Regions from separate parts of the Homo sapiens genome. Here region 2 is linked to region 1. The links are chromatin loops, found by intact Hi-C in ENCODE. Cell type or tissue: PC-9. All regions are shown on one strand. Each heading gives the region's core, and the rest is flanking DNA. Links, peaks and the distances in the headings are about the cores only.

Region 1 (5,382 bases), core at 225-5,224:
ATTCGACTATTGATACTTGTGTATCTTCATGAAGTTCTTGTGCTGTGTTTTTGAGCTCCATCAGGTCATTTATGTTCTTCTCTAAACTGGTGATTCTAGTTAGCAATTCCTCTAACCTTTTTTCCAGGTTCTTAGCTTCCTTGCATTGGGTTAGAACATGCTCCTTTAGCTCAGAGGAGTTTATTACCCACCTTTTGAAGCCTACTTCTATCAATTCATCAAACTCATTCTCCATCCATTTTTGTTCCCTTGCTGGCGAGGAGTTCTGATTCTTTGGAGGAGAAGAAGGCCAAGGCCTTTTTTTTTTTTTGAAATGGAGTCTCGCTCTGCAGCCCAGGCTGGAGTACAGTGGCACGATCTCGACTCACTGCAACCTCCACCTCCCAGTTCCAGGTTCAAGCAATTCTCCTGCCTCAGCCTCCCGAGTAGCTGGGATTACAGGAATGCGCCACCATGCCCAGCTAATTTTTGTATTTTTAGTAGAGATGGGGTTCCACCACGTTGGTCAGGCTGGTCTTGAACTCCTGACATCATGATCCGCCTGCCTCAGCAGCCTCCCAAAGTGCTGAGATTACAGGTCTGAACCACTGCACCTGGCCCAAAGTCTTTATAGTTAACTGCAAGGTCCTATGTGGTTATAATCTCCTTCTCCTCATCTTTACCTCTCTTATTCTATGTACTCCAACCACACCATTTCCCCTGGATTCCTCAAACATATGCCATGCTCCTGTCTTTATATTAACTGGTCTTTCTTCTTGGAACACCTCTCCCCCAGATAGCCATATGGTTAACTCCATTACCTCCTTTGTGTTTTTGCTTAAACATTATCTTCTCAGTGAGGACAACTGTGAACACCACATGCCAGTCCAATCTCTCTTACTCTTCTGAATTTCATAGCACTTTTCATCTTCTAAATTGTTATAAAGTTTACTGATTTATTATGTTTACTGCTTATTTTCTGTCATTCCATTAGAAGGGAAGCTCTATGAGTGCAGGTGTTTTTGTATTTTGTATAATTCTGTCTCCTAAGTACCTAGAACAAAGACTGGTAAAAAGGAGATGCATAATAAATATTTGTTGAGTGGTGAACCAATCAATGAGTTATTATTAATATAGAACTAGCATATATGTAACACAATATAGACCCAAAGTCTTTTCATGGAGCAGGAATACAGTGAAATACAGTTACATCCCAAATGCCCATTAACTGGTAAACAGATAAACAAACTTTTGTATAGCCATACAATGGAAGGCAACCTAGAACAAAAAGGAACAAAATACAGATACACAGAGCAACATGGATGAATATCAAAAACATATGAAACAAGCCAGATTAAAAAAAACTGTACATAATATTATTCCATTTGTAAGAAATTTTAGATAAATCAAAAGTATGGACATGGAAAGCAGGTTGGCAGTTCCCTAATGCCAAGGGTGGTACAGGGATGTGAAACAGGAATTAACTGCAAAAGGACATGATGGAATACCTTAGGGATCTCAAAGTTTTCTGACACTTGAGTGTGCTGTTGGTTGGACTACATGTTTATTAAAACTTATTGAACTGTTTGCTTTAAATGGGTACATTTTAGGGTCCATAACTTATTCTTCAAAAAGCTGCAAGCAAGCCTGGGCAATATAGTGAGACCCTATCTCTACAAAAAAAAAAAAAATTACAAATAATTAGCTGGGCATGGTGGCAGGCACCCATAGTCCCAGCTACTCTGGAGGCTGAGGTGGGAGGATTGCTTGAGCCCAGGAGTTCAAGGCTACAGTAAGCAATGATTATACCACTGCACTCCAGCCTGGGCCACAGAGCAAGACGCTGTCTCAAAAACAAAAAACAAACAAAAAAAGCTGCAAGCAATAAACAAACAAATACAGTTAATTCTGACCACCTACTATTAGAATTTAATCTTTCTTTAATTCAGGAAGCACTTCACAATCTTAGGGCACCTTCAGAATGAATGAGCACCTCTGTGTGGCAAAAATGTGGATTTAGTAATTTGCTAAAGTTCAGAGCCTTCTCTGTACTAACCTACTGGGCATCCCTAGCACTTGGAGGAACAAACTTCTTCTTTTTTATTTTTATTTTTATTTATTTATTTCTTTTTGAGACAGAGTCTCACTCTGTTGCCCAGGCTGGAATGCAATGGCTCAACCTCAGCTCATTGCAACCTCCGCCTCCCAGGTTCAAGTGATTCTCCGGCCTCAGCCTCCCAAGTAGCTGAGATTACAGGAGTGCACCACCACGCCTGGCTAATTTTTGTATTTTTAGTAGAGACAGGGTTTCACCATGTTGGCCAGGCTGGTCTCAAGCTCCTGACCTCAGGTGATCCGCCCACCTCGGCCTCCCAAAGTGCTGGGATTACAGGCATGAGTCACCACTCCCAGCTGGAGGAACAAACTTCTCTTCCTCCACTGTTAGGATCATGTATTTGTAGGCTGCAACACCCACCCTCCACCGTACCCATACTATGACCTCCGCCACAGGAGAGTCCATACCTCACTTATCCTTATGCCCATGTGCTAGAGGTACCACGCCCATGGGAAGTCCTCAGTCAATTCTAGGTGAATGAGTAGATGATTATTTCAGAGGGGCATACAAAAGAAAATTTACAGTCACAGACAGACTCGATATTCTCTTGCTATGGAGTCAACATTCTATATTATTACCAAAATTTTACATGTATTCCCAGATTTTTTTTTTTGTCCATACTTGGAAGTTACCATTAAGGAGATAACATAAATGCTTATTTTTAATTTATCATCTATGTATTCAGTACCCTCTATTTGCCAGGCAAATTTTGTTAGTTTCTAGGGATGGATGTGATGGTTAACAAAACAAAGATTTGGGCCTTACTGGAAGCAATTATTTTGTGTAAATTGGGCAGTCATATAAAAGATGTCTTTAAGGACTGTTCTCTTTAGATTTTGGTCAATAAATTAAAGATTATTCATTTTATAGCAGTTTTTAGAGTTTTAATACTATGGATGAGTACTTTGTTTTGCTTATGAAATGAAGTAGAGCAAAATTACAGACGCTTTTCCTCCCAGGGTAGGGAGAATGTCTTTGGAAAAGGAAATTCCAGCACCACCCCTTGAGGTCTTTATTTTCCAGCATAAATCTTCCAACTGTGGGGCTCACTCACTAAGCAAGCACACGTGAGCCACACCCCGCCTCTGCAGAGACTCACGCAGGGTGAGGCAGAGGCAAGGTATTTTGTTAATCCTTTTAGCTTGAGCAAGCAGAAGAAGGAAAACTCAGGAAATAAATCACATGAAAATATGAGAACAATAGGAAAGAAAAGCCTGTCTTTCAGGTTTGTTTCCTGTTCTAATACTTGTGGAATGTGGTCTTCTACTGATGCTTAATATAACTAGAATATGCAAAGTTGTAATTCTTTCCTTAACAAAAGTTTTCCTTTATCTGTTAGCATTATCCTGTTCAAACCAGCATCTCTCAGAATTGTTAAAATCTAAGATATAGTAGCCATTTAGTTGCAACTTTACCATAGAGTAACATTTTACAAAGTAAACATTAGTTACATATACAGAGTTTTCACTGAGTTTATATTATCTAGTAAAGCTCCCATTTGCTTTTTATATTTTTCTAAGTAAGCTGACTCTTACAAAATGTAGCCAAGTTTTGAAGACATACAAAGTTTTTAAAAACCAGAAGATCTTCTAGTAAAAACTACCCAAATAGTTAAAACAACTTTTGCATATCGTTTTTAGTATACTATTAGGAAAACTGCTAAGTTTTCATTCATTTCCTTCCCATTAAGAAATAATTTTTCTATTGCTACAATTCCCATTAGCCAAGGAAATGTCACTAATTCACAGGGTGTCTATGGTCAAATCTAGAAATAAGGGTGTAAATTAATGTAATCTTCATCTGCTTGTATATGGCCACTATCAACCACTGTTGCCTCCCAGGTCACTGCTGTTCTGATCAACCATCTCATCTCTTGGGACTCTGCCTAACCCTTCCCTCCCATCATAATTCCTCCACCCCTAACATCTGGTGTCTCAAAATGAATCCTCACACAGCTGGCAGCATCTGGACAAGGCAGAGACCTCCAGGATTAGTATTCATGGCATTTGTGTTCTGAGGAAGGTTCCTTCTTCTTCCTGCTCCAGGCTAGATTTGGCTGCCTAGAAAAATCTGGCAGTAACCTAAGTTATAGGATTTGGTAGTGGTGACTGTAGTAATTGTAAACCATCTTCTCTAAAGGCACCAAGTTGTATGTCTGCCATTTGGACTTTGACCTAGAAAAGAACTTTCTCACAAATGGTCCAGATTGCCAATGTTTAGGCTTTTGTCCGCTTTAACTTTAACCTAATAGATATAGTGGCTTCCATCCAGGAGGAGTGCAAGTGTCACTTTGGGTACCCCAGGTGGGTGAGTCTAAGACTTCCCACATCAGACAAGCCAGTGAAGTCTGTGTTACAGGGTAGAATGCTTGAAAACCTGATAAGTACAACTTTGTGTCATAAAGGCACACTGGCTTTCAGAAGGGGAAATTCTATCTCACTAATTCACTTTCTTTAGTTTCTTTCTGGAAATAAATGAATAAATCACAGTAGTTCTTTCAGAGCTTGAAAAATATTTAGAGTGTTCCATGGAAAAAATCAGTAGATGCCATTAGTCTATATTTTTAGGAAGGCTAAATAGAAGCTATTCCTCAAACTCAGCCATGGTATGATATGATGCGGCATTATTATAACAGAGAAAAGTAGCGGTGTGCTGAAGGCAGTTCACACAGGCTGGTGGGCCAAATTGTTACATTTCAAGGAATTTTGCAAGCTGTTTGATATCAGTTTTGCTAGCTGGTTGAAGGCCTGTAGAATAGGTTATTGTAGGAGTATTTACATCACAGTAAACAAAGCAGTCTGAGGCCCCCTCCTGCCTCCTCACCCCCAGCCCAAACCAGTTAAGCATTTACCAAGATATCACTGGATAAGAGATTGGTTTAGAAATAGAGAACAAAGGGTGGGACCAATGGGATAAATGCTGAAGAATTATAAATAGATAGCTTCCTCAGAGTTAGGTATTGGGTCTAATCCTGTTTAGCATTTTAATAAATTCCCTAGAGAGAGGTAGTATACAGAGAAATGTCCATGCCTTTCAGATGACATTAAATGTTTCCAGAGTTAAACTATAAACCCATGGGATTAACACCCAGAACTCTTAGTAAAACTGTGTGAGTTCTAATAAGGCAAGAGTAAGGCAATTTGGGGGAAAATTATCTTAAAATTCTCTTGTTAGGTGATAATATCTAACCTTTGCGTTACAACCTAGAAATGAAATTTAGAGATTTCTGTAGACGTTTTCTATGTTCATTAGTATAACTTGTTAGCTGTGATAAAAAGGCCACTTAA
Region 2 (5,382 bases), core at 114-5,113, 73 kb after region 1:
CTTGTTAAAAGCAGACCATTTTCTGACATTCTGTTTTCTGCAACTGCTATTGAAGAGGGGCAAAGCCGAGCCAGGCTCTTGTAGAACACTTTCAACACAAGACAAGTGGTTTTGTGTGTTTCTGTCACAGTTTTACAGTGAGGCCATTCAGTACTCAGAACTGAGAAGATAGCATGGCACGCTTATTTAATAGTCTTCTATTTGCTCTTCTATTTTGTCCAGTCATTAAATGGTGTTAGAATTGAGAATTAGGACTCTCTTTCCTCGCCAAAGAAAAACACAAGTGACTTGTTGACTACAAGATTTACTCTCACAGATATTTCCAGAGTAATATGAAATCCCAGCCAAGTATCCGCAGAAAAAAGCCAGCGGCATATGCTCCAGCCTCTTTTCCTGAGTGCAGCTCCACAGCTACCTCTCCATGCCCAGAAGGACATCATAAATCATTTCTAATTTATGAGGAGCCCAGTCGTGTACTACACCCTGCTAGGTGCTGGTGTTTGTCGTCTACAGACTGTGAGCTCCCTTCTTCAGTGCATACAGAGACTTTTTCAGATCATCCATAGGACAGAAGGTTGAGAATTTTTTTCCCTAGGACTGGCCCAGCCAAGAATTAAGGAGGGAGAAGACAGAAGATTCTTGTCGCTCAGGGTTTTGCCACAAGCCTCACTTGCTTTTTCCCAAATTGAGGACTGGGAAGGGGCAGAAACAATACCATTCTCATGATTAGCTATTTTCTTTTATTCAACAAATACACATATTTTTTCAAAGCCAACAGCCTGCAAGTCAACGTTGGGGACACAGCAGTAAGCAAAACAGAATTTTGGTTCTCAATGAGATTATACTTACACATGTTAGGAGGTGACGATGGGTTTTGCAGGGAAAGAAGAGATAAAGTTGGGAAGGGGAATAGCCATTCTACATCAGGAGTTCAGGGAAGGGACTTCCACTAAGGTGACCTTTGAGCAGAGACTTGTGGGACAGGATGGAGTGAGTCTAGCAGTTGTCTGGGGATATGGCCTCCTGGGAAGGACAGAGGCCACCATGCAGGGCCCCAAGAAATTGAAGCCAAGAGCCAGAAAGAAGTGGTTAGGAGCCAGGCACGTGGGAGGCGGGACAGCCTAAGGGGCTGCGGTGAGTTCAGGGATTGTTGGAAGTAAGATGGGCAGCCATGGGAAGTTTTTGGAAGATTACCAGAGTATAAGCCTGAAGTCAGGAAAATACAGGGCAGTGTTTCCTTCACTTCCCAGAGAGAATTAGAGTGTGCGCTGCTGTTATCAGAATTGAACTGTCAAAACATCAATTAGCCCAATGCAGAGTGAAACAGAAATCATGGCTTTGTTTGATCTTGGTATAAAAAAAGCTCTTATGCTTTTCCAGTTGGGATAAAAGTGAGAGGCCATGAGTCATTTATTTACTCAACTGGCGATAATACTTTTCATGGAGACACCTTAGCTACTGTATTCAGCTACGACATTCAGCGACCTGTGCCCCACTAGCGTCTTCCCTGGCAGTATCTTGGTTGTGCTGTAGCTGTGGTGCATAGATTTCTGTGCATAGATTGGTGTAAGCTTCAAAGTCAAAGAGCAGCTGGTGGGATACTTGGGATCAGATTCGAGCAGGCTGCAATAACAGCAGGCTCTCAGTGATGACCTGGAGCCGACTGCTGCCGTTTTCTGCTCACAAACAACTGACTTTAGTCCGGAGCTACAGAGAGCTTGGGTTAGATTGATGCGCAGAAGTTACAGGGAGTGCGATTTGACTCCTTCTCTGGAATACCTTCCTCAAAATGAGGGTGATCGATACTGAAGTGGGTTGCGCCTTAAAGTGAGCATCTTCCCTCTGAATGATTTTAAGCAGGTGAGCACATCTCAGGAATATTCTGAGACAGCCCCTGCTTTGTGCGGTGTGTTGGACTAGAATGACCTCTCAGATTCATTGCAATGCAAACCCCCTCTGAGCCCATGAAAAAGTGTCCAGTGAATGTGCTCTGCAAACATGCAGGCACTATATAAACAAGAGGCAAATATTTTAAAAGGTGAAGAATGAGATACTTGTACTGCTGTGAGAGCGGTGGTTGGAATGTTGTGCCCCAGCAACATACTTTCCGTGCTCGGTCGCCTGCAGTTTGTTCTCATTGGCCCTGTACAGAGGTATCCGCATTGTGTGTTAAATACGCTCTCAGCGAAAGACCAAACAAATAGCCAACGGCATTTTCCTATCAGAGCCTGTTTATAGGAGGTAGAGCAAAAGAACAAAGCTGTTGGTTTTGATTCTTGGCAGGAAGCCAAGGCTGCTGCTTCAAAGCTCCAGAGTTTACAAGGAAGAAAGAGGGGGAATTTTTAGTTTACAAGGAAGAAAGGGGGAATTTTTAGCTGAGACTAAGTTAGAATTTAAGCAAAACTCAAAACTAAAACTAAAGAATCCTCCGGGATCCATAATGGAAAGGCAGAATAAGAAACCTGGTATGTTTCAGGCTATCGGATGATTTTTTAGTGCAAGAACGAACGTTTTAAAAGGTGCCCGAGCAGAGATTACAGACAGCCTCGATTAATGACACAGGATCACTCAGCATTTGAGCTGGATGAATTGTCCTTAGTGATCCTTGAATTGTGTCCCTTATTTTACAGATAATGGATTAGAGGCCCAGGAACTCAAAATGACTGCCCAGGGTCACTCAACAAGTTGTAGGAATTCAAGGACTAGAATCCAGGACTCCTGGCAGCCATTTTGTGTTTTGGGCAATTTTAAAGAAGCAGCAAACCAGTAAAAGTTTTGTTTCTTATGAGCAAAGGGCCGGTTAGGAAGACAGCCACCGTGATTGAATGCTGAATTGGCAGTGCATTTGGTTTGCGAGAATGTGGCCCGATCCCTAGGCCAGCGGCACTTGCTCTTGCAGTTGCCACCTTCATCCTTAAGTTTAGGGCAGAACAGCCGTGAATCTCTGGGCCTGTTCCCAGGAATGGAGGCCAAGACAACTGTTGGAGGAGGTCTACAGAGTCCCGCCACCCCTCAGAGCCCAGTCAAGCATGAATGGGCTTTTACAATCCGTAGGAGGCTGCAGTGGTCAAGGTCCTTCTAAAGCACCTGCAAAATCCCAGCAGTGTCCCACCTGTCACTGTGGGTGTTCTTTGGCTTCCTGCCGTTGATAAGAGTTCTCTCCTTTTTGACAAGAGGCCGAACAAATTGAAACTGTATTTAAATAACAACACTCTTTTTACATAATAGAACACCCAGTTTAAAAAAAAAAAAAAGACTCTTTGCCCGGTTAACTTTTTTCATTGAAATTACTAACCTTTAAGTGAGCTGTTGTTACTTGCTTCTGGAAGATACAGGAAGAATGGGGTCAGTGAGGAATCTAAAGGAAGGGAGGGAAGCCTTCTGTGTATGTCTCCTTTTTAACCCAAAGCTGTTCGTTGTCATTCTTTTGACCATTTATTCATTCATTCACTCATTTTCCTGTTTGTTTCTATTCTGATTCTATCCAAAAAAAGTTTGACAAAATGTGCAGTAAAGAGCTTATATATTGTACATAAAATATAAGTCAAGTCAGGTTTTAGAGAAGGAGGAAACAGAGATTCCATCCACGAATTGTCATATGAAATCTGTGTCAAATATCCAGTTTTACTCTGATCTTTCTAGCAACCAGGATTTAAAAAGGAATACACAATTTCTATTATCAGAAAGGAAAAAAAAATCCAGGTTCTTCAAGAGACTAAGCGTTGCTATTCTGTGGCACATGCAATTAGCAAACACTTAAGGAAGACTTTCATGCACTTACTACAAAGCTGGCTGCCCAGGGCGCATCCTCCCACCCTGTCTCCTATCAGTGTCCTTGCTTGAGGCCCTGGAGCCCCTGAGCAAACATGTTCTTAGTGTTATCACAAATGTCTTCTTAGTGTTATCACCTGCTCCCTTTGGATGTGTCAGAACCTGGTTTGGGGTAATGGCTTTAGTTTAGTTGAAACGATGTTGTCTAGAGCAGTTCCAGGATTTGCAGATAATGAGCCCAGGAGTAGGAATCGGGGAACGTCAGAAATCTCGTGCTACTGCAGCTGCATGTTGTCTACCAGTGTAGCTTTCCTGCTCTTCAAAGTGCCCTAGACTCCTTATCTGGCCCTTCGCTGCTGTATCAAAGTGCATTTTTGAACAGAAGGTCTGGAGGAAATAGAGTTCTGCAGAACACGCTTTGGGAAATGTTGACTCAGGATTAATAGATGACATGACCACATGTTAATTTTACGCACCTTCTTGGCCCCTGAAAGTGAGGAATGGACTTTGCAGTTGCATGGACATATAGAGCACAGGATTTAATACTATACACACTCAAGGGGAACACAATTGAGATCCTGCTCCGGAGCTCCCAAGCCCCATTCCAAAGTTCTACCAGGCATTTACATTTGTTCCAGAAGAAGGAAGAATCAATGTTAAGATCCCCATGGCTTTACATGTCTGTGAAAACTGATTATTATTATTTTTTTTTTTCTGAGATGGAGTTTCGCTCTTGTCGCCCAGGCTGGAGTGCAATGGCACGATCTTGGCTCACTGCAACTTCAGCCTCCTGGGTTCAGGCGATTTTCCTGCCTCAGCCTCCCAAATAGCTGGGGTTACAGGTGCCCACCACCATGACCAGCTAATTTTTGTATTTTTCGGAGATGGGGTTTTGCCATGTTGGCCAGGCTGGTCTCAAACTCCTGACCTCAGGTGATCCACCCACCTCGGCCCCCGCCAAAGTGCTAGGATTACAGGCATGAGCCACCGTTCCTGGCTGAAAGCTGATTATTCTTAACTGCCTTCTCCATCCTCCTAAGACCTGGGGATTGTCAGCTAATATATAAGAACTCTCTAGAATTAGTGAGAACGCAGGGGAAAGAGTTATAGAAATATGATGTGTTGGGCTTTTGTAATAGATGGAGTGAGAGAGAAAACACTAGAAAATAGTTCATTTTCCTGGAATGCAAATGGGTTACCCAGAATATTTACTGATGTTTATGTGTTTTTTTCTTTAATGTAAGCATACATATCTTCTTCATACACTGCATATCCATAGAATTATATGTTTTAGAATGCAACATTTCTAGCTTCAGCGTGAGAAGCAGGCTTTATGCTCTCTAGTTGCTATGTAATAATATGCCTGGACGCCAGGCCAAAGGTGGCCATTTGAAAGACCAGGGATGGCGGTTGGACTTCAGATCATGGGCTGCAGCCATTTGCTCTTGTCATAGCTGTGTTGATTCCACTCAGATCATGTGTTTTTTTTAAGCAACTAAGAAAACGAGTTTGAGCCCTCATGTGAGGAGAATAAATGTGCTCAATTCTACTTGGAATGTTTTTCATAATTATCTTAAGGAATGACTTGATTCTTACTTGTGCTTGTTCTTT

The links. Peaks named below come from ENCODE experiments on the same cell type or tissue, not always from the same donor. Only the 100,000 strongest peaks of a DNase experiment are listed, where the experiment ranks them.
Region 2: it touches region 1 in a loop (10-fold over the local background); 33 of 110 quality-filtered maps call a loop at or near these places.

Annotation. Positions count from the first base shown.
Region 1 is chr6:143,670,632-143,676,013 of GRCh38, forward strand. It overlaps a transcript of PHACTR2 not described here. Among named protein-coding and RNA genes, the nearest start is that of PHACTR2, 4.6 kb to the right of the region's middle. In PC-9, for the core only: no CTCF peak of the experiment used is centred there; DNase peaks (open chromatin) are centred at 2,440 and 3,250; H3K4me3 peaks cover 1,467 bases; H3K27ac peaks cover 3,789 bases.
Region 2 is chr6:143,743,596-143,748,977 of GRCh38, forward strand. The region is part of intron 2 of PHACTR2 (phosphatase and actin regulator 2); the gene reads left to right. Among named protein-coding and RNA genes, the nearest start is that of PHACTR2, 68 kb to the left of the region's middle. RefSeq lists enhancers at 435-1,104, 2,446-3,116, 3,117-3,786, 3,787-4,456. In PC-9, for the core only: no CTCF peak of the experiment used is centred there; DNase peaks (open chromatin) are centred at 1,416 and 2,146; H3K4me3 peaks cover 909 bases; H3K27ac peaks cover 1,656 bases.